4 separate regions of the Homo sapiens genome follow, and regions 1, 2 and 3 are each linked to region 4. Evidence: read pairs that join two places in POLR2A ChIA-PET (ENCODE). Cell type or tissue: OCI-LY7. All regions are shown on one strand.

Region 1 (8,000 bases), 62 kb before region 4:
CAAGAGTGAACTTTGGAACCTGCTTCCTTTTTTTTAGCCCTCCTTTACCACAAGCTTTTTCATGGGCGCCATGGCGGTAGCGGAGGCAGAAAGAAGGCAACATTTGTTTGTTTGTTTGTTTTGAGATGGAGTCTCTCCCTGTCACCCAGGCTGGTAGTGCAGTGGTGCAATCTTGGCTCACTGTAACCTCCGCCTCCTGGGTTCAAGCAATTCTCCTGCCTCAGCCTCCCTAGTAGCTGGGACTACAGGCGCCCGCCACCATGCCCAGCTAATGTTTGTATGTTTAGTTGAGACGGGGCTTCACCATGTTGGCCAGGCTGGTCTCGAACTCCTGACCTCGTGATCCTCCCGCCTCGGCCTCCTATAGTGCTGGGATTACAGGCGTGAGACACCGCGCCCGGCAGGAAGACAAATGTTTTTACAGGAAAAAAAGGAGGAGGATTACATAATTGTTCTGACATAATTATGGTTGGCTGCAAAGATCAATAACAGAGGTGACCGTAGTCTGAGGCTGGACAGGCAGCTGCTTGGCGGATGTCCTTGCAGTAGTCTTTTTTGTGTAAGGTCGCGAAGGCGTTTGTGCAAGGTTGTGGTTTTTCTAGAGTCTTTTATCAGGCCTGCAAGCACGGGAACCCTCTCTTCATGGCCTTCCCTGGTTCTATTTGTCAGGGTTTATTTATTTATTTATTTACTTACTTAACATCCATGACTTCATTTTGATTCTGACAACTTTCACAACATCATGGGTTGAAAGTAGTAACTTGTGTTTTACTTCCATTTATTTAAATACTTCTAAGAGCCAAGCTTTTCTGTAAGTTTTATTAATGAATCATTTTTCCTCTTCTGTAAATTCATTGCCTGTTGATTGTGATCTATTGATATTTTTGAATTTTTCTTAGTGATTTAAAAAATTATTTCTATAATAAAGATATTAGGCTGGGTGAGGTGGCTCACACCTGTAATCGTAACACTTTGGGAGGCTAAGGCGCGGGGATTGCTTGAGCTCAGGAGTTTGAGACCACCCTGGCTCCTCCTAAATGATTGAAAGGACACAACATAATGGATATGCTGTAATTGATAAAGAGACCTTAAAAAAAGTAAAATCAGGAAGATTACCAAATAATTGGTCTGCTCAAGCTTGCAAGTTATTCGCACTTAGGCCCTAAAATATTTACAGAACCAGGTAGGAACTATCTATACTGACTCTAAATATGCTTTCAGAGTATCTCATACATTTGGAAAAATTTAGGCTGAGCGAGAACTATTTAACAGTAAAGGTAAGGAACTTGCTCATGAAACACTAGTTGTTCATGTTCTTAATAATCTTCAATTACCGGAAGAAATAGCCATTGTCCATGTTCCAGGACACCAACCTAATTTTTCTTTTAAAAGTCAAGGAAACGGCCGGGCGCGGTGACTCACGCCTGTAATCCCAGCACTTTGGGAGGCCGAGGCAGGCGCATCACGAGGTCACGAGATCGAGACCATCCTGGCTAACACGGTGAAACCCCGGCTCTACTAAAAATACAAAAAAATTAGCCGGGCGTGGTGGCGGGCGCCTGTAGTCCCAGCTACTAGGGAGGCTGAGCCAGGAGAATGGCGTGAACCTGGGAGGTGGAGCTTGTAGTGAGCTGAGATCGCGCCACTGCACTCCAGACTGGGCGACAGTGCTAGACTCCCTCTCAAAAAGAGGAAAAAAAAAAAGAAAGAAAGAAAGAAAGAAACTTAACAGAATGCAGTGAGGTCAGGCACTTCCAAGAGCTGACCCATCAGTCAGCCCTTATTCATCCCCGAGTGGGTGTATGGTGGTATTTTGGAGAACCTTTACTGGACACTTTGCCAAATAATTGGAGCGGTACTTGTGCTCTAGTTCAGTTAGCTATCCCTTTTACCCTGGCATTTCATCAACCAGAAAAACAAACAAACAAAAAAACATGACATCGTAAAACAAGAGAAGCCTCTCGTAGGTCCTTTGACCCCCATGTTTATTTAGATACAACTGACGTTCCACGAGGTATATCAGATAAATTCAAAGCTAGAAATCAGAGAGCTGTGAGGTTCAAATCCCTTCTCCCACAAATAACAATTAATAAGAATGTAAATTGGATAAACAATATTTATTACTATCAACAACAATTTATTAACTATACTTAAAGATGCTATTAAAGGAATAGCAGAACAGTTAGGATCCACTACTAAAATGGCTTAGGAAAATAAAATGGCTTTAAATGTAGTATTAGCCGAGAAAGGTGGTGTTTGTGTTATAATTAAAACCCAATGTTGTGTACAACCTTCATCCCAAATAACACGACTCCTAACAGAAGTATAACCAGAACCTTACAAGGTCTCACTGCTTTATCTAAAGAGCTTACTAGAAATTCTAGAATTAATAACCCTATTTCAAATTGGCTAGGACGATGGTTTGGTCAACGGAAGGAAACTATAACCTCAATTCTCACTTCTATTACTACCGTAATAGGTACACTTCTCCTTCTCGGATGTTATACCATGCCTCTGGAAGCTAATGACAAAATTAATAACGACAGTTCTTACCAAAACTACTAAAACCTATCTTAACTCTCCTCCACCTTATTCTAAGAGATTTCTCCTCTTAAAAGCTCAAGTAGAACAATTAAGCCAAAACATGCTAAAACAGTTTAAAAAGGAAAAATTATAAAAATTAAAAGGGAAGGAAATGTAGAAAGCAAAAGTTCCTCTTCAAAGCTTCCCCTTTAAATCATAAATGTTATTAATATCTTTTCTCAGAACTAACTTTCTTCAAATTTCTTATTTTATAGTAATAACTCTCTGTTAAGCCTTAGGTAGCAAATGTAACAGAATAAGCACACTCTGACTTCGGTATCTGTGCTAAACATGCTCACAGGCACGTAGTACATTCTATGTCCTTGTACCTTTGTCAAAATATTCGTGCTGGACGTGCCCAGGCATGTCCCAGCTTGCAGCCTACACTCTTCCTTATTTAGGAATATTATTACTTTTCTAAGTCCTTTCGTAAGGAACATCCTTTTTTCCTATGTTCCTCACTGCTTTTACCTATTTAAAAAATTTTTGAACTGTTAGCTAATCGGGTTTTAGTTTAAATTGTGAGGTCTGGCTGCAGCCAATGAAGTCAAAACACAGCAATAGGGACCTCATGCATAAGGAATAAATATTCTTCAGTTGTATCTGACTTTTAAAAATTAGACGTATCATTTTGATAAAAATCGAATAAGAGAGGAAAGGAAAGAAAAGAAGGGAGAAAAAAATAGAATTCCAAAAGTCCAGAAAGGTACAGAAATGGAAAGTCAAAAAGTCACTCCTCCCACCCACCACCCGAGTCCTTCTCCCCAAAGGCCCCCTATGTCTACAGTTGATCGTGACTGATGTGACCGCGGGCGGGCCACGGAGCCTCTGTCTGAGCCTGTATTTCATCAGTTTGATGTGGAGAAAACGGCTCGTTGGTAGGATCCTTGAGGATGTAATGCGTGAACACTAAAGCGCTTACCAATACCGCCCCCGCACGTTAAGAACTGTATATTGTTGGCTGCTGCTCCTGCTGCTGTTGTTACCGTGATGCCAATCAGAAACATTAATATACTCACACATTTGTGTGCATATCTATAATTTTTTGACATAAAAATGAACCTATTATGCTCACTGCCGAGCACCCTGTTTTTTCTTCCCTCGAACTCTCCTTGGAGGGGAAGGAACCCTCGTAAGGGCCCTAATTCAGTGTTGCAGGCACACCTGCGATGTGCACATCCTCTTATACCTACTCTGTATATTTTGGAACACCGAAAAGCATCGCCAACAAAGTCTCCCCTCTGTATTTAAAAATACGAAAGTACCCGGCCTCCCCGTCGGGGAATCGAACCCCGGTCTCCCGCGTGACAGGCGGGGATACTCACCACTATACTAACGAGGACAAGCCGTACTGTGTTCCCTGCAGCTCCCTTCTTATGTCCATACCATTCTCTCGCTATCGTTCCTAACCTTTCCGGGCCATCCAGGCTCCGCGCCGGGCACCCTGGCTGCTGGGCTTATCCAAGGCGGGTAGAGGCCCCTTTGAGTGGCTGGAGGCACTGCACGTTCCGAAGCTAAGGCACCTGAACTAGCAGAGCGAAGGGCACTTCCTGTATCACCATCCCCAGAAAAGACCAACACAAGGGGTAGGGGATGTAGCTCAGTGGTAGAGCGCATGCTTTGCACGTATGAGGCCCCGGGTTCAATCCCCGGCATCTCCAGACTTTTCCGCCTTTTTCGGGCAAATTACAGTCACGTGGTTACAAAAGCTTGGAAGAGGACCCAGGCAACCCTCAACAACCTGCCTGCGAAGAAAGCTCCCTTGGAAGGGGCTGCGCCAGCACATTTCCCTGCCCCTAATCACAAATGCCCTGGGCCCCTCCACCGGAGATTCGCGTTCAGTAGGTCAGTGACGGGGCCGGGAATCTGCCATTTGAAACGAATACTCCCAGTTATTTGTTTCATCAAGCAGATAGAAAAACATGGATTCCTTAGAAAGGTTCTGCAACTGACCATTCATTAACTCCTGAGGGCCTCATGTCAGGTTCCGTGCATGCACTGAGCACCTACTGTGTGCCGGGTAAAGTGTACGTCCCCTGGTATCCCTGGATAAGACAGGCCAGGCAAGCTTTCTCAGCCTTTTTGGACTTTATAGTCCAGTCCTGGAGACTTAACAATAAGCAAGTAGCGATACGTTTTATGAAGACAATAATAGCGATGAGATGGAAACTCAGGGGTGCAGGAGTGGGGGTTGCTTTAGATTAGCTGCCAGGGGAGACCTCTGCAGAAACAGTGCTTCCAGCGAAGGAAACGGCAGGTGCCAAGGCCCTGAGGCTGGAGGAAGGGCGCTCAGTGTTGAAGGGGCAGGAAGAAAGCCATGCCCTGGAGCTTAGTGAATGAGGATGAACTTTATCTTCGAAGACACTGGAAGGCCTGACGCAGGGGAACGCGACCAGATTCAGGTTTGAAAAGGCTCCCTCTGGCTGCCATGCGGAGAACACACCCTGGGCGTGGGTGGACGTGGGGAGATCGGGAAGGAGGTGCAGCCACCGCCCAGGAAGCTGCTGGAGACTTCCTCCAGGGGTGCTGCAGAGGAAGTGCGAGCCTGATGGAGTTCAGGACAAATGCTGGACGTGGTTGCATAGTATTTCCTAACGGAGGGGTAGCACGCTTTATTACCATTCCTCCTAGGGATTCGGGTAATTTTGTTTCCTCTCACTGAAGTCTTGTAGTCAGTGATCTGGTGCATGCGTTTTCCTTGCCTTCTGGCGCCGGTACCTCGATGGGGCAGATGTCCACAGGGAGCAATGCAGGGTCAAAGGGCATGGATACTTTTACAAACGTACTTCTCTGTCGCCCAGGCTGGAATGCAGTGGTGCGATCATAGCTCACTGCAGCCTCGAAATCCTTGGCTCAAGAGACCTCCCAGCCTCCCCAAAAGCTGAGACTACAGGTATACTTCACCACCTCCAGCAAATATTTTTCTTTTTTTTTTTTTTGTAGAGACAGGGGTCTCGCTATGTTGTCCAGGCTGGTCTCGAACATCTGGCCTCAAGTGATCCTCTCACCTCAGCCTTCCAAAGTGCTGGGATTACACGCATAAACACCATGCCTGGTTTATTTTAAATATTGCTAGATTTTGGGCCAGGCATGGTGGCTCACACTTGTAATCCCAGCCCTTTGGAAGGGCGAGGTGGGCAGATCACCTGAGGTCAGGAGTTTGAGACCAGCCTGGCCAACATGGTGAAACTTCATCTCTACTAAAAATATAAAAAATTAGCTGGGTGTGGTGGCACACACTTGTAGTCTCAGCTACTCAGGAGGCTGAGGCAGGAGAATCACTTGAACCCAGGAGGCAGAGGTTGCAGTGAGCAGAGATTGCACCACTACACTCCAGCCTGGGCAACAGAGCAAGACTCTGTCTCAGAAAAAAAAAATAAATAAAAACAATAAATATTGCTGGATTTTTTTCTAAAGGCTGTGGCAACTTACATATTCAATAACAATGTATGAAGGTGCTCTTTTCCTTATATTCTCAGCACTGGGTATGGCCATGATTATTAATTTTTCCAATCTGTTGGGTAGGAAGTAGAACTGAATTATTTCTCTGCTTTTTTCCTGCCTACTTTCTAGGGTGTGCATGTTTTCAGGTATCTACCAGCCATGCAGATGCAGGTTTTTGTGTTTTTTTTTCCAGATGGGAATCTCACTCTGTCATCCAGGCTGGAGTGCAGTGGTTGATCTCAAATCTCCACAACCTCCACTTCCTGGGTTCAAATGATTCTCATTCCTCAGGCCCTCGAGTAGCTGGTATTACCGGTGCGCGCCACCATGCCTGGCTAATTTTTGTATTTTTTCATTCAAGACGGTGTTTGGCCATGTTGGCCAGGTTGGTCTCGAACTCCTGGCCTCAGGTGATTTATTTGCCTCGGCCTCCCAAAGTGCTGGGATTATAGGTGTGAGCCACTGCACTCGACCTTAGATGCAGTTTTTTTTTGTTTGTTTGTTTTTTTGAGAGAGAGTTTAGCTCTTGTTGCCCAGGCTGGAGTGCAGTGGCACAATCTCGGCTCACTGCAACCTCTGCCTTCTGGTTTCAAGTGATTCTCCTGCCTCAGCCTCCCGAGTAGCTGGGATTACAGGCGCTTGCCACCACGCCTGGCTAATTTTTGCATTTTTAGTAGAGACGGGGTTTCACCATGTTGGCCAGGCTGGTCTCGAACTCCTGATCTTGTCTGACCTCGTGATCTGCCAGCCTCGGCCTCCCAAAGTGCTGGGATTACAGGCATGCATGAACCACCACGCCCGGCCTAGATGTAGCAACTAATTTTTTCATGGCCTTTGCCCGTTGTGTTTTTCTCACCAAATTGCAATAGCTCATCCAATAGTATGACGCTGTTTATCATGTTTTGCAGTATTTTTCATCTATTCTTTCATCTTCTAACTTTGTTTATACAATTTACCATGTCAATGTAAGATTTCGATAAGGTAAAATGTCTCCCCTTTCCTTTATAGTTTCTGGGAAGTTTGTTTAACTTTGTTTTTGTTTGTTTTGCTTTGTTTTTTGAGAGAGACAGGGTCTCACTCTGTCGCCCAGGCTGGAGTGCAGTGGCACGATCTTGGCTCGCTGCAACATCTGTCTTCCGGGTTCAAGTGATTCTTCTGCCTCAGCCTCCCAAGTAGCTGGGATTACGGGCGCCTGCCACCACACTGGCTAATTTTTGTATTTTTAGTAGAGACGGGGTTTCACCATGTTGGCCAGGCTGGTCCTGAACTCCTGGCTTCAAGCGATCTGCCTGGCTTGGCCTCCCAAAGTGCTGGGATTATAGGCATGAGCCACCATGCCTGGCCTTGTTTAATTTGGAAGCTTTTTCCAGTGTTCTTACAAATATTCACTGCAATTTACTTTTTAACATTTGCCCTACCATGTTTTGGGGACCCAGGATGGTAAGCAAGACAGAAGATCTGCTGTCACTGGGCTTGCTGTCCAGAGTGGGTGGCAGGCAGGCCACCCTCCCTAGGGAGGCGTCTAGAGGGGCTTGCCTCTGAAGATGAGAAACCAGAGGGAGCAGGAGTTAGGCTCAGAGCACCACAGGAGAGGGAACGGCACCTGCGGAGGCCAACAGGGCTGCTTCGGGGAAGGTGGAAGGAGAGCAGGTTGGCCCTTGGGTGTGGTGTGAGTGGAGTGTCCGTGCAGGTCCAGTCTCAGAGGCCACGTTTGAGTTGGCCTTGATCCCTTGGGTAATGGGGACTCTTCATAGGGCTTTAAAGCAGGGCAGTGGCCGGGCGTGGTAGTTCACGCCTGTAATCCCAGCACTTTAGGAGGCCCAGGCGGGCATATCACCTGAGGTCAGGAGTTCGAGACAAGCCTGGCTAACATGGTGAAACCCTGTTTCTACTAAAAATACAAAAAATTAGCTGGGTGTGGTGGCGCTCACCTATAATCCTAGATACTCGAGAGGCTGAGGCAGGAGAATCAC
Region 2 (8,000 bases), 130 kb before region 4:
CCTCTGCTCAGAGTCCTTTCGTGATCAAAGACGGAGAATGACTGCAGGCAAAGACCTGGAGGAGTTGGAAGCCTCTTGAGGTGCTTGTGGGATTGTAAAATGGTGCAGCCTCAAAAGGTAAACATAGGGGTCCCCTAAGACCCAGCAGTTCCACTCCTGGGTATATGCCCAGGAGAAAGGAAAGAGCATGTCCACACGGAAGCCTGGACACAAATGTTCACAGCAGCCAAGCAGTGAAAATAACCCACACCCCCATCAGCTGGTGAATAGGTAAATAAAATGTGGCATAACCACGCACTGGAATATGACTCAGCATAAAAAGGAATGAAGGGCTGACGCGTGCTACACCATGGATGAACCTTGAAAACATTGATAAGTGAAAGAAGCCAGACACAAAGGCCACATGTATGATTCTGCTTATATAAAATGTCCATAGTAGGCACATCTATGGGGACAAAAAGTAGACCAGTGGTTGCCAGGGGCTGGGGAGAATGAGGAGTGACTGCTACAGGTTTGGGGTTTCATCTTGGAGTGGTGAAAATGTTCTAAAAGTGACGGTAAAAGTGATGGTAATGATGGTTGCACAACTCCGTGAATATACAAAAAACCATCAAATTACACACTTTATTTACTTTTTCTTTTTTTCAAGAGACAGGGTCTCACTCTGTCACCCAGGCTGGAGTGCAGTCTTGAAGTCTTGGGTTCAAACCATCCTCCCGCCTCGGCCTCCTGACTAGCTTGGACAACAAGTATATGCCACTATGTACACCTGATGTTTTCATTTTTGTTGAGACAGGGTCTCACTTTGTTGCCCAGGCTGCTCTCAAAATTCTGGTCATCCTCCCACCCTGGCCTCCCAAAGCGCTGGGATTACAAGTGTGAGCCATCATGCCTGGCCAAATTATATACTTTAAATGGGTGAATGTATGATATGCAAATTATATCTCAATGAAAACTGTTATTTTAAAGAAATGGCCAGGCATGGTGGCCCATGCCTATAATCCCAGTGCTTTTGGAGGCTGAGGCAGGAGGATCCCTTGAGGCCAGGAGTTCGAGATCAGCCTGGGCAACACAGCCAGACACCATCTCTACAAAAAATAAAAAGTTAGCCAGGTAAAGTGGCACACACCTCTAGTTTCAGCTACTGAGGAGGCTGAGGTGGGAGAATCACGTGAGCCCAGGAAGTCGAGGCTGCAGTGAGTGAGCTGTGATTGTGTCACTGCACTCCAGCCTGGGCAACACAGTGAGACCCTGTCTCTCAAGAAAACAAAAAGAAAGAAACCTTTCCGTGGCTCCCACCTCATTCAGCATAAAAGCCAAAGCCCTCACCATGGCCCACAAGATCACCACATCTCATACTAGAGAGACAAAGTCAAAACGCACCCAGATGGGCACATCTCCCTGACCTCATCCCCCTCCCTCTCCTTGCCCACTCTGCTCCAGCCACATCCTCCTCCCTGGAGCTCCTCCACCTGTTGCCCGGCTCGTGCCCCAGAACCTTTGCACTCCCTGGTCCCCTCCTGGAATGCTCCTCTCCCTAACACCCAGGAGACTCACCCTCCCTTCCTTCAGGTCCTTGCTCCAATGCCATCTTCTCAGCAATGACTTCCTTCCTGCCCACCCTTTGAAAGTTACAAACCACCCATAGGACCCTCCCTATCCCCCTTGGCTGCTTCATTTCTCTCTGTGCACCGACCGCCCTCCAGGGCGGGTGTTTGCTTGTTTGATTGGCTTCCTTCCTCTTCTAGGATAAAAAAAGCTCCACGGGGCAGGAATCTGCCTGTTTCGTCCATTGCTGTGCCCCCGGCTCCCCAACAGCACGTGGCCCACAGTAGGCCCTTGGTCGGTGTGTGTGGATGAACCACATCTACCAGAGTCCAAGGTAAAAGCTTGCCTCTGCCGCCGGAACACGCAGCTGCCTGGCATGGCGGCCTGGGGCAAGTTGCTCAGCCTCTCTGTGCCTCGGCTCCCTTATCGGTGCCTTGGGATTGGTCTGAGTCATGCCTGCACCCTGGGGTGGTCATGAGGATTACATGGGCTCATCTTGGTCATATGCTTAGCAAGGTGCCTGTGTGAGGCGGAGCCAACACCTCCTGCAGGCAGCCGCATTCCCACCCCAGCCTGGGAAGAATCACGCTCATCCCCAGCGGCAATAGAACACAGTGAATGGAAGCTGAAGGGCTTCCTTAAAGGAGGCACAGCTGGCTCCTGGCGAGCAGAGAGCAGAGATGTGAACCAGTGACTTGCCACACACATGACCACTACGCTGTTTGCTGAGGGAAAGGAAAAAGAGGAAGAAAGTGAAGGAAAGCAAAGAGACGGGTGAGAGAAAGGACAAAATAAAAAGCAAAGGAAGAGGAAACCTTATTTTTTTTTCTTTTGAGGTGGAGACTCGCTCTGTGGCCCAGGCTGGAATACAGTGGTGTGATCTCAGCTCACTGCAACCTCCGCCTCCCGGATTTAAGCAGTTCTCCCTGTCTCAGCCTCCTGAGCAGCTGGGATTACAGGTGCATGCCACACGACTGGCTAATTTTTTTTTTTTTTTTTAAGAAGAAGTCTTACTCTGTCGCCCAGGCTAGAGTGCAATGGTGTGATCTCAGCTCACTGCAACCTTCTCCTGGGTTCAAGCGATTCTCCCGCCTCAGCCTCCTGAGTAGCTGGGATTACAGGCACCTGCCATCATGCCTGGCTAATTTTTGTATTTTTGTAGAGACGGGATTTCACCGTGTTGGCCAGGCTTGTCCTGAACTCCTGACCTCAGGTGGTCCGCCCACCTTGGCCTCCCAAAGTTCTGGGATTACAGGTGTGAGCCACTGCACCCGGCCAATTTTTGTATTTTTAATGGAGATGCAGTTTTACTATGTTGGCCAGGCTGGTCTCGAACTCCTGGGCTCAAGTGATCCACTCGCCGCGGCCTTCCAAAGTGCTGGGATTACAGGCGTGAGCCACCGCGCCCAGCCAGGAAAGCATTGTAGCCACATCTGCCACCTGGATTGCTGCTGGTGAGGGAGGAAAGAGAGCTCACGTGTGCCTGCTGGATTCATTCAGTTCACGTTGAGCTCCTACTCTGTGCTGGGCACTATGTTGGGCGTTTGGGGACCCAGCAGGGACCATAAGCAAGCCCCTAGCCTTGCGGGTCCGGTATGTTAATAGACAAGCAATAACAATTAGTGATAAACATCATCATTGGTGGATTTTATAAAATGTTAGAGCTATGGGCACGGTGGCTCACACCTGTAATCCCAGCACTTTGGCCGAGGCAGGCACTTTGTTTGAGCTCAGGAGTTTGAGACCAGCCTGGCCAACATAGCAAAACCCTGTTGCTACAATAAATTAAAAAAAAAAAAATTAGCTGGGCATGGTGGCACGCACCTGTGGTCCCAGACACTCAGGAGGCTGAGGTGGGAGGATCACTTAAGCTCAGGAGGCAGAGGTTGCAGTGATCCAAGATGGCATCACTGCACTCCAGCCTGGACGACAGAGCAAGACCCCATCTCAAAAAACAAAACAAAAAGATATTAGAGCTGTGCTATCCAATACAGTAGCCACTGGCCCTATGTGGCTATGGGACACTTGACCCGGGGCTAGTCTGAATGAGATATGCCATGTCATATACATCCCAGACTTCAAAGGCTTCATATGAAAAGAGCGTAAAACATCTCAATATTCTTATATTGATTACACATTGAAATGACACTATTTGAATATCACCGATAAGGGAGCCGGGGCACAGAGAGGCTGAGCAACTTGCCCCAGGCCACCATGCCAGGCAGCTGCGTGGCCCGGCGGCAGAGGCAGGCTTTTACCTTGGACTCTGGTAGACGTGGTTCATCCACACACACTGACCAAGGGTTGAATAATATTACAAGTTAAATTAATTTCACCTGTTTCTTTTTACTTTTTAAAATATGACCCCTAAAATTCTTTTACCTTTTTTTCTTTTTTCAGAACAGGTTCCTCTGTCATAAAATTTTTAAAATTGTGTGTGTGGTTTGTGCATGCTGCATTTCCATGGGACAGGCAGTTAGAGGACGATGCGTGCTTTAGGGGAAAAACAGAACAGTGTAAATGCTACTGGGGGAGAGGGGTTGCCATTTAAATGGGGTGTTTGAAGACAGCCTCAGTGAGAAGGTGACATTTGGGCAAAGACCTGCAGGAAGTGCAGGAATGTGTTGAGATCCAGGGAAGAACATTCCAGGCAGAGGGAATAGCCAGGGCAACGACTCTGAGGCAGGAGGTGCCTGCATAGATTTTAATCAGAATGCGAATCTCTCATGTTGCTACAAGTGACTTTTTAGGAGCTGTTTCTCTTCAGTAGGTCAAAATGCCCCCTGCAATATTGTGAATATCAGAGAAGGTCTCCAGAGCCCCTAAACAGCCCCTCCAGAAACTTAGCCTCTGCCCCTGGACTTTAGCCCCGGTGCTAGAGTCTGAATGTGTCCCCTGAAATTTGTACGTTGAAACCTAATTACTATGTGATGGTATTAGGAGGTAGGGCTTTTGGGAAGTGACGAGGTCATGGGGGCAGAGGCCTCATCGATGGGATTAGGGCCCTGACACACGAGGCTCTAGAGAGCTGCATCTCCCCTTCCACCAGGCAAGGACACAGAGAGAAGCTGCCATCTGTGAACCAGGACGCAGGGCCTCACCACCATCAAATCTGCTGGCGCCTTGATCTTGGACTTCCCACCCTCCAGAAATGTGAGAAATAGATGTCCGCCGTCTGTAAGCTCTCCCCGTCTATGGTACTCTGTTTTAGAAGCCTGAGCAGACTGAGATGCCCTGTAAATCCTGTCTTCCTTCAGAATCACGCCTTTCTGAGTCCCCGATCACTGACTTCCCTCCAGGAGTCTTTCCTCTCTGACTCAGGGCTGGCGATCAATCCTTGCCTTTGTCCCTGGCCTTTGGGGACTCTGATATGTCCTCTCTGGCAAGGGCTAACCCTCCAACACAGACGTGCTTTCCAGGACAAAGGTGCAAGTGTGTGGGGAGGACCCAGCTGGCAGCCGCGAGCTAATACGTTGCTCCGTGGGCCAGGTCACTGGAGGACAGAAGTTTCTATCAGCTGCCACTCTCAACAGCAGCTGGAGAAAGGAGGATGATTCCTATCCCAGGAACCAGAAGATTCCTCTGAGACCACCTGGTCCTGTCCTACCTACCAGAGAAGGGATGGACATGCTCATTCATTCATTTATGTGGCAAATACTTGCTGAGCACTCGCTATGTATCAGGCCTACTGTGTGCTAGGGCCTGGGGGTAGATGGGGAAGAAAGCAGGCAGGTCCTCTGTGCCCTGGCCTTACTTTTTTTTGAGACAGGGTATGGTTCTGTCACCCAAGCTGGAGTTCAAAGCTCACTGCAGCCTCCACCCCCTGGGCTCAAGCGATCCCCCCGCCTCAGCCTCCTACAGACATGTGCCACCACACCAGCTAATTTTTTGTTTTGTTTTGTTTTGAGACAAGAGTCTTGCTCTGTCGCCCAGGCTGGAGTGCAGTGGTGTGATGTCAGCTCACTGCAGCCTCTGCCTCCCGGGTTCAAGCGATTCTCCTGCCTCAGCCTCCCTCCCGAGTAGCTGGGACTACAGGCGCCTGCCACCACTCCCAGCTAATTTTTGTATTTTTTAGTAGAAATGGGGTTTCACCATGTTGGCCAGGCTGATCTTGAACTCTTACCTCAAATGATCCACCCACCTTGGCCTCCCAAAGTGCTAGGATTACAGGTGTGAGCCCCTGCACCCAGCCAAGCTAATTTTTTTTAATTTTTATTTTTTTTAATAGAGATGGGTGTCGCACTATGTTGCCCAGGCTAGTCTCGAACTCCTGGAGTCAGGCGATCCTCCCACCTCGACCTCCCAAAGTGCTGGGATTATAGGTGTGAACCACCACGTCTGGTCTGCCCTGGCCTTTTTAGTAAGGGAAAGAGAGAGAGATATTAAAATATATATATGTTTTTTTATTTATCTATAAATATATGTATAAGCAAATAAATAGATAAGGATTATAGATGGTGCTACGTGCTAATGAGAGAAATAAAAAGGTAATGCCACAGGGAGATGGGGGCTGGCGGGGGGAGACCGGAACCTGGGGAGGACCTTTCTGGCAAACAAACCAGCAAGTGCAAAGGCCCTGTGTCAGGGAGGTGCTCAGTGTGCCCAAGGAACAGACAATCAGGGACCCCTGCACCTTAGACGGTGCAGTCACCCCGGTTTATACCTCTTGCCCCAATAGTATCATTAATAGCACCTCCAAGTCACTGCATGTGGGGTGGTCTGTGATACCCCAACTGCACTGCACTGAAACACACAGGCTGGCTGCAGCTCTTGAGCAGAGGTCACGGTCCCTGGAAGGCAGACCTCTCTCGACTCCTCTCTCCTCCCGGGTTCCAGGTGACACTCCCTGCCCTCCTCCCCTCAGCCCCAGGGTGGGGAGCAGCTTCACTCTCCCTTTCGTTTTCCCTGCTCCTTTGTATATATCTTCAAAGTCCCCAATTTTGAGTGTTCTCTCCACTTCCTGCTCAGACTACTACAGGAACTGATTCTGTGGTGGGAAAGGAATTAGAGGAGAGAAAGAGAGGCTCAGAGGCAGTGTCCAGCAGCTGCGGTAGAAGCCTGGAGGTAACGGCCAGCGCAGTGGCTCACGCCTGTAATCCCAGCACTTTGGGAGGCTGAGGCGGGAGGATGGCTTGAGGCCAGCAAGTTCAAGACCAGCCTGAGCAACATGGTGAAACCCCATCTCTACTAAAAATACACAAAATTAGCCAGGCGTGGTGGCACGTGCCTATAGTCCCAGCTACTCGGGAGGCTGAGGTGGGAGCATTGCTTGAGCCCAGGAAGTAGAGGCTGCAGTGAGACACGATCGTGCCACTGCACTCCAGCCTGGGCAACAAGAGTGAAACCCTGACTCAAAAATAAAGAAAAAAAGAAAGTAGGCTGTCTTTAGGAAGAAAAAAAAAAAGAAGAAGAAGGCTACTAGTTTTAACTGACTAATAGTTTAAAACAGCAAGTCTGGAGCCAGACAGTCCAGGTTCAAAACCCTGCTCTCCTATGGACACGTTACTTAACTCTCTGGGCCTCGATTGCCCCATCTGTAAAATGGGGCTAATAAGACCCACCTCAGAGGTGTGGAATAAGTGAATCGCTTGAACCTGGGAGGTGCAGGTTGCAGTGAGCTGAGATCATGGCACTGCACTCCAGCCTGGGCGACAGCAAGACTCTGTCTCAAAAAACAAAAAACAACAAAAAGAAATTAACATAGAATTACCATGTGATGCATCAATCTCATTTCTGGGTATCAAAGAAATGAAACTGGGAACTTGAAGAGGAATCTGGCCACCGCGTTCATTGCAGCGCTGTTCACGATGGCCCAACGGTGGGAGCAACCCGAGTGTCCGCTGATGGGTGGTGGGTAAGAAGCTGGGGCCCATCCACACGGTGGAATAGGATTCAGCCTGGAAAAGGAAGGACTTTCTGACGCACGCTGCGACATGCACGGGCCTTGAGGAAGTTATGCGAGTGAAATAAGCCACAACAGGACAAATACCGTACGATTCCATTTGCATGAGCTCCCTAGAGTAGCCAGATCCACAGAGACAGAAAAGAGAATGGTGGGTGCCAGGGGCTGGGGGAGAGGGAAAGGGGAATTATTGATCAATGCATATGCAGTTTCTATTTTGCAAGATGAGAAAGTGCCAGGAGGGATGGTGGTGATGGTTACACAACAATGTGGATGTCCTTAATGCCACTGAAATGTACACTTAGAAATGGTTAAGATGGTAAAAACAAACTACACAACAAAAGGCTGAGCCAGAGAGAGGGTAGGAGCCTCCCACAAAGTGCAAGTTTGGGGTCAAGAAATCTGTTAGGAGACTTGAGGGGACCTGAGCAATGAGGAGCAGCTGTGATCTGTCTTTGATCGAGAACCAGGGAGGCAGAGATAAGATGTGAGTGGGGCGGGCTCAGGGAGGACAGCAGGTCCACCGGGCCCTCTGGAGTGTTCTCTGCGC
Region 3 (8,000 bases), 150 kb after region 4:
GGTGATGGGGGACAGTCGCAGCCCCTCCCACAGGAATGAAGGAATCTGGCTGCTTCTGTGCCCGACTCCATCTCTCCTGGACGGCTGCTGCTTTGCTTGAGCTGGGATGGGGGTTACCCCGCTGGGTCCTGCCGCCCAGGAGAGATGAAGAATCGGCTGGGGTGGGGCGTGGGTGTGCACGTGTGCGGAGGCGATGCTGCTTGTGTTCGCATCTCTGTATTTTGAAGGGTAGACTGTGAGGTTTGTGAGGCAAACGCATCGGTTTTTACAACACTTTGGCCTTATGTGTGTTTGTGAATGTATGTGTATGTGTGTGTGAACATATGTGTGTGAATATGAGTGTGCGTGTGTGCCCTTAAAGCTGAGATTGCATGCCTATCAAAACCCGAAAGAGCCAGGCACAGTGGCTCATGCCTGTAATCCTAGCACTTTGGGAGGAGGCCAAGGCAGGAGGATTGCTTGAGTCTAGGAGTTTGAGACCTGGTTGGGCAACATGGTGAGGACCTGACTACAAAAAAACTTTTAAAAATTAGCTGGGTGTGGTGGCATGCACCTGTGTTTCTAGCTACTCAGGAGGCTAATACAGGAGGATCGCTTGAGCCTGGGAGGTTGAGGCTACAGTGAGCTGTGATTTGCACCACTGCACTCCAGCCTGGGTGACAAGAGCAAGATCCTGTCTCAAAAAAAAAAAAAAAACAAAAAAACCCAAATCCCCAAACCCCAAAGAACATAGCTGTGAGGATGTCAGAATGTAGTTTCTATTCTAGTTCAAGTTGAATCCTGAAAGCCCAGTGCCCATTCCGACAGGCAGGCAAGCAGGGTGATTTCCCTGTTCTCACAGAACACTGACCAACTGCGGCTGCTCATGGCCACTGGACCTCAGCCTGTGCCCTCAGTGGTTCTCAGTTCAGTGACAGCTCTATGTCCCAATCAAGTGGCTTTTCTTCAGTGTTCTGCAGAGCCAGGGGACCAGGTACTAACTCATGTGTCCAATGGATACATCTGTGCTTATCCTTGGGCCCACTGATCACCAGGGTAGTTGAGCTCTTTGCACCATAGAGGGTATGCCTCGTGGAGGGGGACAGATGGCCAACAGGAAACAAGAGGAGGTCTGATGGGACAGGATGCTCTTTAGCCACATTGGTCGGGGGGCCTCCCTTAGGTGACACTGAAGCTGTAGCCTGGGAGGCCTGACACTGCCATGTGAAGATCGTAGGATGACCAGCCAACCAGAGGTCCTGAGAAGGAAATGAACTGAACTACAGGAACAAGAAAGCCTATTTGGAGAATATGGGGGTGTGATGGTTACTACTGAGTGTCAACTTGATTGGACTGAAGGATGCAAAGTATTGATCCTGGGTGTGTCTGTGAGGGTGTTGCCAAAGGAGATTAACATTTGAGTCAGTGGGCTGGGGAAGACAGATCCACCCTTAATCTGGTGGGCACAATCTAATCAGCTGCCAGGCAGAAAAACGTGAAAAGGCGAGACTGGCCTAGCCTCCCAGCCTACGTCTTTCTCCCATGCTGGATGCTCCCTGCCCTTGAACATCACGTCCAAGTTCTTCAGTTTTGAGACACGGACTGACTCTCCTTGCTCCTTAAGCTTGCAGACAGCCTATTGTAGGACCTTGAGATCACGTAAGTTAATACTTAATAAACTCCCCTTTATATCTATCTATATATCTATCTTTATATCTATCTATCCTCTTAGTTCTATTCCTCTAGGGAACCCTGACTAATACAGGGGGCAAGAGAGTGGGAGAGGAGGTGGGATTGTGGTGCTGGGCATGGAACACATTCTAAGGGCGCCCAGAGCAGTGACATCATTGGATGAGCATTTGGAGGATCGCGCCGAGGGCAGTTCCTTTTGCTGGGCTCAGTAGGGGCAGCAGGTGGGTCTGCACTGGGCGCTGGCTGGTGAAAGCCCAGTGGCTCCATGACGTCGGCTTACCAGCTTCCTCCTTCCCTTCTTGCTCTTCTCCTGTCACTGTGCCTGAGCACCATGTGTGCACAAAACACGACAAGCGTTCTGACCATCCAGCAGACAGGCAGTGAACACATAGCAAAGATGATCAGGAGACTGTCTGATTAGGCCTCAGAAGCCTAAGCTGGCTTTGATGAGCTGAGATTCTTTTTCTCTGAGCCATGACTGCCTTTTAGATTAGTGCAAATGATTTCTAAAAGCTTCCTGCCAATTTGTGTCCAAAGAGAGTCATAGGCAAGTAAAGACCTGTTAAGAAGGTGTTTAATGGCCAGGCATGGCAGCTCACACCTGTAATCCCGGCACTTTGGGAGGCCAAGGCAGGCAGATCACCTGAGGTCACGAGTTTGAGACCAGCCTGGCTAACATGGTGAAACCCCATCTCTACTAAAAATACAAAAAAACCCCCAAAAAACAAAAAAAAAAACACCCACAAAAATTAGTCAGGCATGGTGGTGCACACCTGTGGTCCCAGCTACTCAGGAGTCTGAGGCAGGAGAATCACTTGAACCCTGGAGGCGAAGGTTGCAGTGAGCTGAGATTGCTCCACTCTACTCCAGCCTAGGCAACAGAGTGAGACTCCATCTCAAAAAAAAAATAAATAAATAAATAAAAAAGGAAAAATTGTTTTAAAAAAAGGTGTGTAAGGCCCATTACAATTGGAACTCTGGCTTTGTTGTCATGGTTTATCCCGTTGGAGAGCACTCTTGGCCATCACAGTGGTAAATTGATGGTCTAATAATTTCATTAGATGACTTCCAGGGGAGAAACAGGTGTTAGTCAATTCATTATGCTCTGGGACTATTTCCAAAAGATTTCATCTTGGGACTCCCTCCTACTTCTTTCTTTCTTTCCTTGGCTCAAACAGTGAGATCACAAGTCATGTTGGGTTGTTGGGAGAGTCAAAGGGAGTGGTTGTCAAGTGGCACCACGAGACTTGGACCAGTTTCCATTTTGCAGGCTCTGTGCTTATCAGTCTCACCGACCCTGCTCACTATTTACCTGTGGCACCTGGTCTGCTTGTTTTTGGCATCCACTTTTTTGTTTGTTTTTTTCAGTCATGACTAAGTATTTTGTTGGCTACTAGTAACAGAAACCCCAACGCCAACTGGCTCAAGCAGAAAAGGGGTAATTGGCTCACCATTTCGAAAACTCCAATGCTAGGATTAGCTTCAGGTGTGGCTGGATCCAGACGCTCTGATGACATTATCAGTGTTCTCTCTCTCCATCTCATCTCTGCCTTCCTCTGTGTTGACATTCTCAGATGGACTCTCCTCTCATGATGGCAAGATGGATTCTTTGAGCTCCAGGCTTATGTCCTCACAGTGATAAGAGGGGAAGAAAGATCCCCTCCCCCCCTCCCCGTAGTTTCAACGTGAGTCCCCATCTTGAAGCTTATTGGCTATTTGGATCATATGACCAAACCTGAGCCAATCACTGGCCAGGAGGAGGAAATATGTTGATTGATTAGGCCTGGGTCATATAACCCCTTCAGGTGCGGAACCGGCTGCACACAGTAATAGGACTGAGGGCTGGGGAGGTAGGCCCTGGACGGGCAGGTGGTTTCCTTTAAAAAGCTGGAGGCAGCAACCAGCCCTGTTTCGTTTCCTCTTTTCACAGGTGCTGGCCCCTTCTCTCCTTTCCTCCCATGCCCCTTCTTTCTCTCTGTAGCCTCCCTGTGCCTGTCTCCTGCTCCCACCCCAGCACAACAGAGTCTAGGTCTGTTTTCCGCTGCTAAGTGTGTGATAATTTATTATGCAGCAATAGAGCACTAACACACTCGGCCAGTGGCCCAGGCCTCAGTGTGCGGCACACTCTACTTAGCACCTCCACATGTGTGAGTTCTGTCTTCTCAGCCCCACTCCGGTCCTTGAGGGTGGGAATCTTCCTCCTTTATCTCCTCTGTATCTCCCACCCCTTGGTCCCAACTACAGGGTAAGGGTTCAAAAAAGTGCTCATTTGAATTCGGCATAGCACTAAGTCAGTCAGAACTCTTCAGAGGCAAGTGACAGAAAGCCATCTCTCATCACTGGCTTCAGGCACAGCAGGATATAGGGCTGGGTCAATGTAATCAGGATTCAACATCTCTCATGGCATCTGTATGGGCAGTAGGGCATAGTGGTTAAGACCATGGGCTCTGGAATTGGGTTGCTGGATAAAATACAGGACACCCAGTTAAATGTAAGTTTCAGAAAAACAATGAATAGCTAGTTTTTCAGTGTAAGAATGTCCCAAATATTTCATAGGATGTGTTTATACCAAAAAAGTATTTATTGTTAATCTGAAATTAAAACATAACCAGGTATCCTGAAGGTCTGTTACATCTGGAACACTATTCTGGAACCAAGTGCCTGGATGTGAGTGATGGCTCTGCCTCTTCCTTTGTGACCATAGACAAGTCACTTAACTTCTCTGAACCTCCTTTCTCCCATCTAGAAATGTGGGGATTAATAATACTATGCATCGTGGCTGGGTGTGGTGGCTCATGCCTGTAATCCCAGCACTTTGGGAGGCCGAGGCGGGCAGATCACCTGAGGTCAGGAGTTCGAGACCAGCCTGGCCAACATGGTGAAACCCCATCTCTACTAAAAATACAAAAATTAGCCGCGCGTGGTGGCAGGCTCCTGTAATCCCAGCTACTCGGGAGGCTGAGGCAGGAGAATCGCTTGAACTCAGGAGGCAGAGGTTGCAGTGAGCCAAGATTGTGCCATTGTACTCCAGCCTGGGTGACACAGTGAGACTCCATCTCCAAAAAAAAAAAAAAAAAAACAAAAACGAAAAAGAGAAAAAAGAATACTATGTATCTCACGGGGCTGTGATGCCAGTGAAATAACCATGTTGCCAATAAAATAGTGCTGGGCACATAGCAGGTGCTCAGTAAATGCTATCTCCTATTATTTTATAATCTCTCCGTCCTTCTTCCTTCTGCGTAGGCTTCAGTCTTTGTCTTTTTGCCGAAGTTCCAACAAAAGGCCCGAAGAGGAGTCCCATTGGCCTGGCCCAGGTCATGTGCCTATCTCTGAACCAATCATGGAGACCAGGGGAATGGGAGGTTCTGATCGGCGGCACCTGGATCATGTGACTGCCCTGCGGCAGGAGGAGAGGCCAGTCCAAACGGAGACACGTGACCTGAGGTTGGGGAATGGAGGTGCCTCAGGGGAGGATAAGGGCTCTGAGGCTGGAGGGGAGAGGATGAATCTCAGGCATGACAAGCACCTCCACCTAATAGCAGTCATGAGGCTTTTGTGAGGAGGCAGAATTCCAAGTGAGGAAGAAGTGCCGCGGCTGAGTTGTGAGTTTAGGTCACTGCCTCATTCGCTGCCTGACTATGGATGGCTTACCAGGGCTCCCCAAGCCCCGGGCCGTGGACCAGTACCAGTCCAGTGGCCTGCTGGGAACTGCTCCACACAGTGGGAGGTGAGTAGCAGGCAAGGGAGCGTTACCGCCTGACCTCTGCCTCCTGTCAGATCAGCCGTGGCATTCGAGTCTTTTAGGAGCGCAAACTCTATTTTGAACTGCAGGCGTGTCAGGGATCTAGGTTGTGCGCTCCTTATGAGAAGCTAATGCCTTTCATCCTGAAACAATCAGTTCTCCCCATGGAAAAATTGTCTTCCACGAAACAGGTCCCTGGTGCCAAAAAGGTTGGGGACCTTTGCCTCAGGCAATGAGGTCCCCAGTGATGGTGGATGCATGCAAATCGGTAAGACAGGCCTTGTTTCGGGCGGTCGGAGAATTGAAGAATTGCCTGGCTCTGGCCTGGAAGAGTTCCCAATCAGAATTCCAAAAAAAAAAAAAAAAAGTTCTTCTGGGTCTGCATGTTCACGGGTCATGAAGACAAATGAGGCTTATTTGCACAGAATGCAGATGAAAGAATTGGGTTTTGAGGATCAGTGAGATTTAAGTGGGAGGCCACCTTTTGAGGAGAAGCAACCCCTTCCAAGATAAATCCATCTTATACAATTGTTGTCCTCCTGAACTTTACAGTTACCTCAGGGGTTGTGGCAGTTAAAGAAAAACGGCTGCACAATTTTTGACACTTCTTTTGGTGAGGGGCATGTCTATATCCCCTCCCCACCAATCTAGGTGGGCTGGTGTCTGGTTTGTTCTATAAAGTATAGCGGAGGTGACGCTCAGTGACTTACGGGCTGGACCAGGAAAACCAGGTAGCTCTGCCTGGTTCTTTTGGGGATGCTCACTGGCAGGAGCCTGCTACCATTTAAGAAGTCTCATACCCGGGGCACCATGCTGGAAAAGCCACGTGGAGGTGCTGTGGCCAGAAGTCCCAGCAGAGCCCAGTCTTCCAGCCATCCCCACCAAGATACCAGGCATATGAATGGAGCCATCTTTCAGCCTCCAGATCGGCCATCTGCCAGCTGAATATCATTGAGTAACCTCAGTTGACACCTCGTGGAACAGAAGAATCACCCAGTCAAGCCCTGACTGAATTCCTGACCCATAGAATCTGTGAAATATAATAAGATCACTTCTGTTGTATGCTACTAAATTTTTGGATAGTTGTACAGCAGTAGTAACTGGAACAAGGGATTTGGTGATGTAAATACAAGAAGAAGGTCGAGTACAGCCACAGGGAAGCTGAGGACAGCAGGAGCCTGCTCTATCTAAAGGCCATGGATGTTAATGGGAGGCACAAGTGTGAGAGGACTGACCCTGGATCCAACAGTCTGGGTTCAAGTCCTGGCTCAGCCAGCTGGGTCATACTGCAAGTTTTTCGACCACTCAGGGCCTCACCTCTTCCATCTGTAAAATGGGACTAGCCATGAATGGCAAACTTAGCAACAGGGGACAGACGTCTCAACCCAATGGCCAAGGGTTCAAATCCAGCCCTCAGCTGTATCTTGCTTGCTTCTCACAATCACTGTTTATTTGGATCCAATGCCAATTTAGAAATTGGGAGATTTCACAGCTTCTCTTGGAATAAAAGGGAAGATCAGGCAAGGCTGGGCCCACATTCCTTGGGTCCCCGATTGCCAGGTCAAAGTGGCTAACATGGAATGACCACCAGCATGGCTGGGCCCTGTTCTAAGGGCTACATGTGCATTGATTCATCAGCCCTCAGACCGCCCTGCGGGGTCTGCATCATCGTCATCCCCAGGCTCTGCCAGAAGGGCCTCCCTGGGTCAATGATTAGATCCAGAGAGCAATGAGGCCACCTCAGTGGGCACCACAGTGGGGAGGTGATAGTGAGAACAGGTCCCCTCCATCTCCTGCTATGGCGAGACACACTCCTGCCCAAATTTAGGCACAACGCTGGGGAAAGAAGGGAAGTCTCACCCATGGCAGATTCACCTCGTATCCCTACGAGAGTGGGAGTTCATAACAGATTAACTTGGGCTACTAAAAAATAGTCATGTTTCTGCAAAGTCTACAGTGTGGGCGGAGCAGAGTGGAAACCACTCCTTGAGCAAACCCTCAGGTTCTCTTAGGCTGTCCTGAGACTCGTTAACTCACCCAAGTATACCGAAAGAAGATGCTTTTATGATCTCTGTTTTTACAGGATGGAAACTGAGGTGCAGAGAGTTTGACCCACCCAGCGTCAGCCAGCCAACAGTAGTGGATTGGGGACTGAAGCCCGGGCAGCCTGGCTGCAGACTCCTTGAGCAGTGTGCTGTGCCACCTGTCTACGTCAATGGCCCATTTCCTTGAAAAATATCTTGGGAGAGCAGAGACGGTGCCCTTCTATGGTCCATCAGAGGCTGCAGGTAGGATGGAAACCTTGAGTGGCCTGGGGCAGGAGTCCCTGGCCTGCAGGCAAGCAGTGCTGAAGGACTGCTGGTGGGAACTGGCACTTGAAAGAAGGCATTTGAAGAGGGAGGTGGTGGGCGCTCATGTCTCACCCAGGCTGGGGTGGAGGGAAATGCAGTTTTGGTAATGACTCCTGGGTCCCCTCTGTGCCTGTTGCTAAAGTTTTTTGTCAGCCTGGGCTGTCTGGTGGCTGAAGGATATGGCTCCTATTGTGTCGTCTGCCGATCTGTCCTTTTGCAACAGGGCCCGAGACCAC
Region 4 (8,000 bases):
TATATGAAGGGAATTTGTCTGGTAGGAGGTAATAGACTTGTTAATTCCTTTAAAAATTATTAAGTGATGCCCTGGCATGGTGGCTCACACCTGTAATCCCAGCACTTAGGGAGGCCAAGGTGGGCAGCTCATCTGAAGTCAGGAGCTCGAGACCAGCCTGGTCAACATGGCGAAACCCTGTCTCTACTAAAAATACAAAAATTAGGCCAGGTGTGGTGGCTCACGCCTGTAATCCTAGCACTTTGGGAGGCCAAGGTGGATGGATCACCTGAGGTCAGGAGTTCAAGACCAGCCTGACCAACATGGTGAAACCCTGTCTCTACCAAATACAAAAAATTAGCCAGGCGTGGTGATGCATGCCTGTAATCCCAGCTACTTGGGAGCCTGAGGCAGGAGAATCGCTTGAACCCGGGAGGCGGCCGTTGCAGTGAGCCAAGATTGCACCGTTGCGCGCGCCAGCCTGGGCAACGAGTGAAACTCCGTCTCAAAAAAAAAAAAAAAAAATTAGCTGGGCGTGGTGGTGCACGACTGTAATCCCAGCTACTTGGGAGGCTGAGGCAGGAGAATAGATTGAGCCCGGGAGGCTGACGTTGCGGTGAGGTTGAGTCGCCCCACTGCACTCAAGCCGGGGGAACAGAGACTCCGTCTCAAAAAAAATTATTAAGCAACTTATACACATGTGTTCATAGCAACACTTTTTACAATAGCTAAAAAGTGGAAATGTCCCAAATGTCTTATCAGCTGATGAAGGGATAAAATGTGATGTGTCTGTATAATGAAATATGATTCAGCCATAAAAAGGAATGAAGTATTGCTATATGCTACAACTTGGACGAACCTTGAATAAATGAGAGAAGCCAGTCACGAAAGGGCACACATTATATGATTCCATTTACAGCATATGAAATATCTGGAATAGGAAGATCCGTAGAGACAGAAAGCAGATGGGTGGTTGCCAGGGGCTGGGGGAGGGAGCAATGGGGGAATTACTGCTTAATTGATCTAGGGTTTCCTTTTGGGGTGATGACAGATTGTGGAACTAGATAATAATGGTTGCATGATATTGTGAACGTGCTCATGCCACTGAATTGTACACTTTAAAATGGTTAAAATGGCCAACTTTATGTGTATATGACTACAGTTTTTTAAAAAAATTGGCCTGGTGCAGTGGCTCACATCTGTAATCCCACCACTTTGGGAGGCCTAGGTGGGAGGATTGCTTGAGCCCAGGAGTTTGAGACCAGCCTGGGCAACATAGTGAGACCCCATCTCTACGAAAAACCAAAACCTTTGGCTAGGCATGGTGGCGCACACCTGTGGTCCCAGCTACTTGGGAGGTTGCATAGGGAGGATCGCTTGATCCTGGGAGGTTGAGACTACAGTGAGCTGTGATCACACCACTGTACTCCAGCCTCAGGGACAGCACAAAACTCTTTGTCTCCAAAAAAAACAAACAAATGAAAAATTTCAAGCACCTACTGTATGTGGAGAAAATGATTCCTCTCAGGCAGAATATAGCTGGACTGATGTGGTGGAAACATCCTGAATGCCAGGTCGAGAAACTAGTACTTTTTTCCCTTGCTCCTTGGTCGTAGTTGCATGGAATACAATTTCATGTAGTTCTGAAGGTTAAGAAACTAACTCCACTTCCCACTACCGACCCGTCTACCACCCCCTTCCCCGAAGCAGCCAGATATTCTGAACATGTATAAATATATGGATCTATAGATCTGCTCCCTATTGTTGGTTTTTGTTTATTTTGCACTATGCGCACTGTTTTGTATTTTTATTTTATTTTTCCCTGAAACAGAGTCTCCCTCTGTCGCCCAGGCTGGAGTGCAGTAGCTCAATCTTGGCTCACTGCAGTCTCTACCTCCCGGGCTCAAATGATCCTCCTGCATCAGCCTCTCAAGTAGCTGGGATTACAGGTCTGCACCGCCATGCCCTGCTAAGTTTTTTATTTTTTATTTTTATTTATTTATTTATTTATTTTTCTTGAGACGGAGTCTCCCTCTGTCGCCCAGGCTGGAGTGCAGTGGCGCAATTTCGGCTCACTGCAAGCTCCACCTCCTGGGTTCATGCCATTCTTCTGCTTCAGCCTCCCAAGTGGCTGGGACTACAGGCGCCTGCCACCATGCCCAGCTAATTTTTTTGTGTGTTTTTAGTAGAGACGGGGTTTCACTGTGTTCGCCAGGATGGTCTCGATTTCCTGACCTCGTGATCCGCCCGCCTCGGCCTCCCAAAGTGCTGGGATTACAGGTGTGAGACACCCGACCCAGCCTCATTAAACTTTTTGGCTTTATTATGTATGAGACAGATGGTCTTTTCATTTATTCAGAATCCATCGATATGTTCTGGGAACTGCCTTTTGGTTTTTCTTTTTTTTTTTTTTTTTTGCCGTTCTATTGAGCTGTTGGGTTCTTTTGTTTTTGCTTTTTTTTTTTTTTTGTAAAGAGGTTTGCATTTTTTGCTGTTTGCAAGAAAGTATTTTGAGCAAAATAACTTTGACACTTTCCAGTCCTTTTTCCCCTACCAACATTTTAACAGCTTTTTTGAGGTGTAATTGCACTACACCTCAATAGACTGTGCGTATTTAAAGTGTACAGGTTGACACCTTTTGACATACACACTTGTGAAAAATTACCACAGTTAAGATAAAGTTTCATATGATTTTTTTTTTTTTTTTTTTTTTTGAGAGGGAGTCTCGCTCTGCCACCCAGGCTGGAGTGCAGTGGCGCAATCTCGGCTCACTGCAAGCTCTGCCTCCCGGGTTCACACCTTTCCCCTGCCTCAGCCTCCCGAGTAGCTGGGACTACAGACGCCCACCACCACGCCCGGCTAATTTTTTGTATTTTTAGTAGAGACGGGGTTTCACCATGTTAGCCAGGATGGTCTCGATCTCCTGACCTCATGATTGCCTGCCTCGGCCTCCCAAAGTGCTGGGATTACAGGCGTGAGCCACCACGCCCAGCCTGTTTCCTATAATTTTTTATGTTGATAATTTTTCAAAGTACTAAAATGCTGAAAGAACAGAACAAGGAATAGCTGCAAACATCTCCCCTAAAGTCACCAGTTCTTACATTTCCCCTCAAACTTTTTTCTCTGCAAACACATCCGATAGACACATACACACATGCACACACATTTATTTTTATTTTTTGGCAGGATCATTTGAAAGTTAGTTGCAGACGTCTTAATACTTTTTCCTACAGAACCACAATACCATTGTCTCAGCCAAGAAACTTAAATATAGTACAGTATTTTGTAACAGATAGTCCATATTCAAATTGTCTTTATAGCTCATAAAAAATCCAACACCCAGTCAAGGACTGCTCATGCATTTAGTGTTCATGTCTCTAGTCTGTCAGAGTTTCCTCACTTTTGGTGGAGGAAGGGACTTAATTATGAATTTTTTTTTATTTTTATTTTTTTTTGAGACGGAGTCTTGCTCTGTCACCCAGGCTGGAGTGCAGTGGCGCGATCTCGGCCCACTGCAAGCTCCACCTCCTGTGTTCACGCCATTCTCCTGCCTCAGCCTCCCAAATAGCTGGGACCAAGGGTGCCCGCCATCACGCCCGGCTAATTTTTTTTGTATTTTTAGTAGAGATGGGGTTTCACCGTGTTAGCCAGGATAGTCTGGATCTCCTGACCTCGTGATCTGCCCGGCTCGGCCTCCCAAAGTGCTGGGATTACAGGCATGAGCCACCGCACCCGGCCCCAATTATGCATTTTTTTCTTTTAGACAAGCTCTCACTCTGTAGCCCAGAATGGAGTGCAGTGGCGCAGTCTCGGCTCGGTGCAACCTCTGCCTCCTGGGTTCAAGCGATCCTCCCACCTTAACCTCCTGAGTAGCTGGGCTTACAAGCATGTGCCACCATGCCTATTTATTTATTTATTGTATTTTTCGTAGAGACAGGATTTCTCCTCGAAATCCCTGTGTTGCCCAGGCTGGTCTCTTGACTCCTGGGCTCATGCGATCCTCCCGCCTTGGCCTCCCAAAGTGCTGGGATTATAGGCGTGAGCCACTTCGCCTGGCCCAGTAAGGGACTTTTACAGCATTGACATTTCTGAAGATCACAGACTAAATGTCTTTTTTTTTTTTGAGCTATAATTCATATACCATACAGTTTATTCATTGAAAGCTCAGCGGTTTGTAGTATATTCACAGTGCTGTACAGCTGTCACTACAGTCAGTTTTAGAACATTTGCATTACCCCAAAAAGAAACTCTGTACCCATTAGCAGTCACTACTTTTTTCCTTTGCCCCAACTCCCAGCCTTAAGCAACTGCCAATCTGCTTTCTGTCTCTATTTCTGAGCCTACTGTGGGCTTTTCATAGGAGTGGAGTCCTGTACAGTCTGGCCTTTTGTGTCTGGCTTCTTTCACTTAGCCTCATGTTTTCAAGGTTCATCCATACTGCAGGATCAATACTTTATTCCTCTTTATGGCTTTTTATTTACCTGATCATCAACTGATGCACATTTCGGTTTATGTCACTTTTTGTCTATTGTGAATGGATGCTGCTGTGAATATCCATGTGCAAATATTTGTGTGGGCATTGTTTCCAGTATTTTGCGGTGCATACCTAGGAGTCCAGTTGCTGGGTCATACAGGAACTTTTTGTTTAACACTTTGGGGAACCGTCACCCTTTTCCAAGGCAGATGTACCGTTTTACCTGCCTACCAGCATGTGGGGCCTGGTTTCCCCACATCCTTGTCAGCACTTGCTATGGTCTACCTTTTTAATTCTAGCCATCTTGGCAGACGTGAAGTAGTATTGCTGTGGTTTTGACAGTCCAGAACTGGTTTTTTTTTTTGTTTTGTTTTTTTTTTTTTTGAGACAGAGTCTCGCTCTGTTGCCAGGCTGGAGTGCAGTGGCACAATCTCTGCTCACTGCAACCTCCGCCTCCGGGGTTCACGCCATTCTCCTGCCTCAGCCTCCCGAGTAGCTGGGACTACAGGCACCCGCCACCACGCCCAGCTAATTTTTTGTATTTTTAGTACAGACAGAGTTTCACTGTGTTAGCCAGGATGGTCTCGATCTCCTGACCTCGTGATCCACTCACCTTGGCCTCCCAAAGTGCTGGGATTACAGGCGTGAGCCACCACACCTGGCCCAGAACTGTCTTTTGAAATGTCCCACAGTGTGTATTGTATTATTCTGATTATCTCCTCCGGGTTAGGCTCAGACTTAGCTTTCATGGCAAGAATTCTGCAGAAGGCATCATGTGTCCTTGCTGAGGCAGTACCATATCGGGGCTCGTGGTGTCTGTTTGTGCCATCGCATTCTCGTTGGTTGACGCTGAATTTGATCTCTGGGTTGAGGCTGGGCAGGCCCACTGCGCTGGGGGTGCCCTTTCCCCTCTGTGGTTCATACGTGGTCTGTATGTTATGTTCCAGCATTTTCCGTTCATCTGGCTTTTGCATTTCTGTGTGTTCTTCAGATGCTTGGGAAACCTCTGAATGGCAGAATCTCCCGTCCCCTCTCCCTGGCTTGCTTATCAAGATGCCTTTGCCCTCATGGCCTGATTTTCCATAGGACCCGTTTGCATGTGCCTGAGGGTGATGGAGGTAAAGCGAGATTAGGATGCAGGAAGGCCATTGTCACCCAACCCCGGTGTTGGATGTCCCCGGGTGTTGGATGTCCCCCGCCTGACTGCTGCAAGAAGAGCGCTGATGAAATCCCAGGCTTGAAGCAATCTTGTTCCCTCCCATGGAGGCGATGGCTGGGCCTTGTTTGTCTGAGTCCTCAGGCATCCACAGTTTGCTCACCTGGTCCCCTTATTTCAACTTTCCATTCTGAAAATTGTCCAACATAACCAAAGGTAGGGAGAGTAGAGTGAACCCTTGTTCACCCAGGTCTTCCCATGTAGCAACTTTCTGCCATTCTGGTTACTTCTTTCCTTCCTAAATTTTTTTGAGGGTGCCTGGAATAATATTTTAAAGCTAATCCAATACATTAGTTCACCTTTGCATATTTCAGTTAGCATCTTTAACAATAAAAATTTTGTGAAAATCAAAACCACAATACCGGCCGGGCATGGTGGCTCATGCCTGTAATCCCAGCACTTTGGGAGGCCGAGGCGGGTGGGTCACTAGAGGTCAGGAGTTTGAGACTAGCCTGGCCAACATAGTGAAACCCCATCTCTACTAAAAATATAAAAATTAGCTGGGCATGGTGGCGCTCACCTATAATCCCAGCTACTCAGGAGGCTGAGGCAGGAGAATTGCTTGAGCCCAGGAGGCGGAGGTTGCAGTGAACCAAGATTGCACCACTGCACTCCAGCTTGGGCGACAGAGCGAGACTCCATCTCAAAAACACACACACACACACACACACACACACACACACACACACACACACAACACACAATACCATCATTACAGCTTATAACAATTCCTTAACATCTAATGCAGGTCCATTTTCTGATTTCCCTGGCCCAAAATGTCTTTACAAAACTTTTTGTTTGAATTTGTATCTAAACAAAGTCTACACATGAAGTGTCTTTTAAGTCTCTTTTTTAAATTTTTAAATTTTTTTAAAATTTTTTTGAGACAAGGTCTTGCTTTGTCACCCAGACTGGAGTGCAGTGGCACGAACACAGCTCACTTGCAGCTTCAACCTCCCAGGTTCGATGATCCCCCAGCCTTCTCCCGAGTAGCTGGAACCACAGGTACATGCCACCATGCCCAGCTAATTTTTTAATTTTTTGTAGAGACAGTGTCTGGCCATGTTGCCCAGGCTAGTCTCTAACTCCCAGACTCAAACGATCCTCTGGCCTTGGCCTCCCAAAGTGTTGGGATTACAGGCGTTAGCCACCATGCCTGGCCCTAAGCCTTTTTTAAAAAAAAATTAACTTTATTCTTTTTATAAGTAGAGTTTAAAAAATAGTCTTTTCTTTTAGAGTTATAGAAAAATTGTGAAGATAATACAGGGAGTCGCCATATACCCCTCACCCTGTTTCCCCCATTATTAACGTTGTATATTCATGTTCTATTAATGAACCAATATTGGTACATCAATTATTCGCTGAAGTCTGTACTTTATTCAGACTTCTGTAGTTTTTCCTGCCACCCTTTTCTGTCCCAGGATCCCATCTGGGATCCCACCCGATATTTGGTCCTCAGGTCTCCCGAGGTCCTCTCGGCTGGGAGTTTCTCAGGCTCTACTTGTTTTTGATGACCTTGACAGTTTTCAGGAGCATTGATCAGGCCTTTTTCTTTTCTTTTCAAATCTCCCTGTGTCACGCAGGCTGGAGTGAAGTGGTGTGATCTCTGCTCACTGCAACCTCTGCCTCCCAGATTCAAGCAATTCTCCTGCCTCAGCCTCCTGAGTAACTGGGACCACAGTTGCATGCCATCACACCCGGCTAAGTTTTGTGTTTTTAGTAGAGTCAAGAGGTTTCACCATGTTGGCCAGGCTGGTCTTGAACTCCTGAACTCAAGTGATCTGCCTGCCATGGCCTCCCAAAATGCTGGGATTACAGGTGTGAGCCACAGCGCCCAGCCGGTCAGGGATTTTGTAGGATGCTCCCAATTGGAATTTGTCTGATGTTTTTCTCATAATGAGACTGGGTGATGGGTTTTGGGGAGGAAGACACAGAGTTAAGGACCATTTTCATCCCATCACATCCAGGGTACAGCAAATCATCATGATTTAAGTCACTTTTAATTTTAATGCCCCCACCTCATGCTTTTTCTTGGATGCCATCTTATTCTGTGGAGAAACTGGGTCTCACCCCATAGCATCTCCACCATCTGCATCTGGCTGGGTGCATCCTCATGGTGGTGTTTCCCTGTGTCCCATTTCCCAGATCCCCAAGAACCAGTGGTTAGATCTAGAGGCCTGGCCAGGGATGGTGGCTCATGCCTGTAATCCCAGCACTTTGGGAGGCCGAGGCGGGCAGATCACTTGAGGTCAGGAATTCAAGACCAGTTTGGCCAACATGGTTGAAACCCCATCTCTACTAAAAATACAAAAAATTAGCCAGACATGGTGC

What was found. Peaks named below come from ENCODE experiments on the same cell type or tissue, not always from the same donor. Only the 100,000 strongest peaks of a DNase experiment are listed, where the experiment ranks them.
Region 1: POLR2A ChIA-PET joins it to region 4 with 13 read pairs; 10 of 35 experiments call an interaction of 5 or more read pairs at or near these places.
Region 2: POLR2A ChIA-PET joins it to region 4 with 12 read pairs; 2 of 35 experiments call an interaction of 5 or more read pairs at or near these places.
Region 3: POLR2A ChIA-PET joins it to region 4 with 14 read pairs; 2 of 35 experiments call an interaction of 5 or more read pairs at or near these places.

Annotation. Positions count from the first base shown.
Region 1 is chr12:124,935,794-124,943,793 of GRCh38, forward strand. It overlaps TRD-GTC2-10 (tRNA-Asp (anticodon GTC) 2-10), which reads right to left and starts at 3,925; the gene lies at 3,854-3,925. It overlaps TRA-TGC4-1 (tRNA-Ala (anticodon TGC) 4-1), which reads left to right and starts at 4,173; the gene lies at 4,173-4,244. It also overlaps the pseudogene RPL22P19. RefSeq lists enhancers at 2,230-3,429, 2,918-3,187, 3,468-3,707, 7,176-7,677 and a silencer at 3,888-3,967. In OCI-LY7, CTCF peaks have their summits at 3,519, 3,720, 5,001 and 5,208; DNase peaks (open chromatin) are centred at 3,498, 3,868, 4,188, 4,998 and 2 weaker places; H3K4me3 peaks cover 3,578 bases; H3K27ac peaks cover 3,409 bases.
Region 2 is chr12:124,867,293-124,875,292 of GRCh38, forward strand. The region is part of intron 2 of LOC105370050 (a long non-coding RNA gene); the gene reads left to right. Among named protein-coding and RNA genes, the nearest start is that of SCARB1, 7.4 kb to the left of the region's middle. RefSeq lists an enhancer at 1-404. In OCI-LY7, no CTCF peak of the experiment used is centred here; no DNase peak of the experiment used is centred here.
Region 3 is chr12:125,146,424-125,154,423 of GRCh38, forward strand. LOC105370053 (a long non-coding RNA gene) reads left to right here and starts at 4,915. Exons shown (of 3, transcript XR_945492.3): 1 at 4,915-5,398; 2 at 7,497-7,701. In OCI-LY7, no CTCF peak of the experiment used is centred here; DNase peaks (open chromatin) are centred at 1,998, 2,958 and 3,478; H3K4me3 peaks cover 3,944 bases; H3K27ac peaks cover 3,622 bases.
Region 4 is chr12:124,997,639-125,005,638 of GRCh38, forward strand. All of the region lies in intron 1 of BRI3BP (BRI3 binding protein), which reads left to right. Among named protein-coding and RNA genes, the nearest start is that of BRI3BP, 8.0 kb to the left of the region's middle. In OCI-LY7, no CTCF peak of the experiment used is centred here; a DNase peak (open chromatin) is centred at 4,213; H3K4me3 peaks cover 3,829 bases; H3K27ac peaks cover 4,829 bases.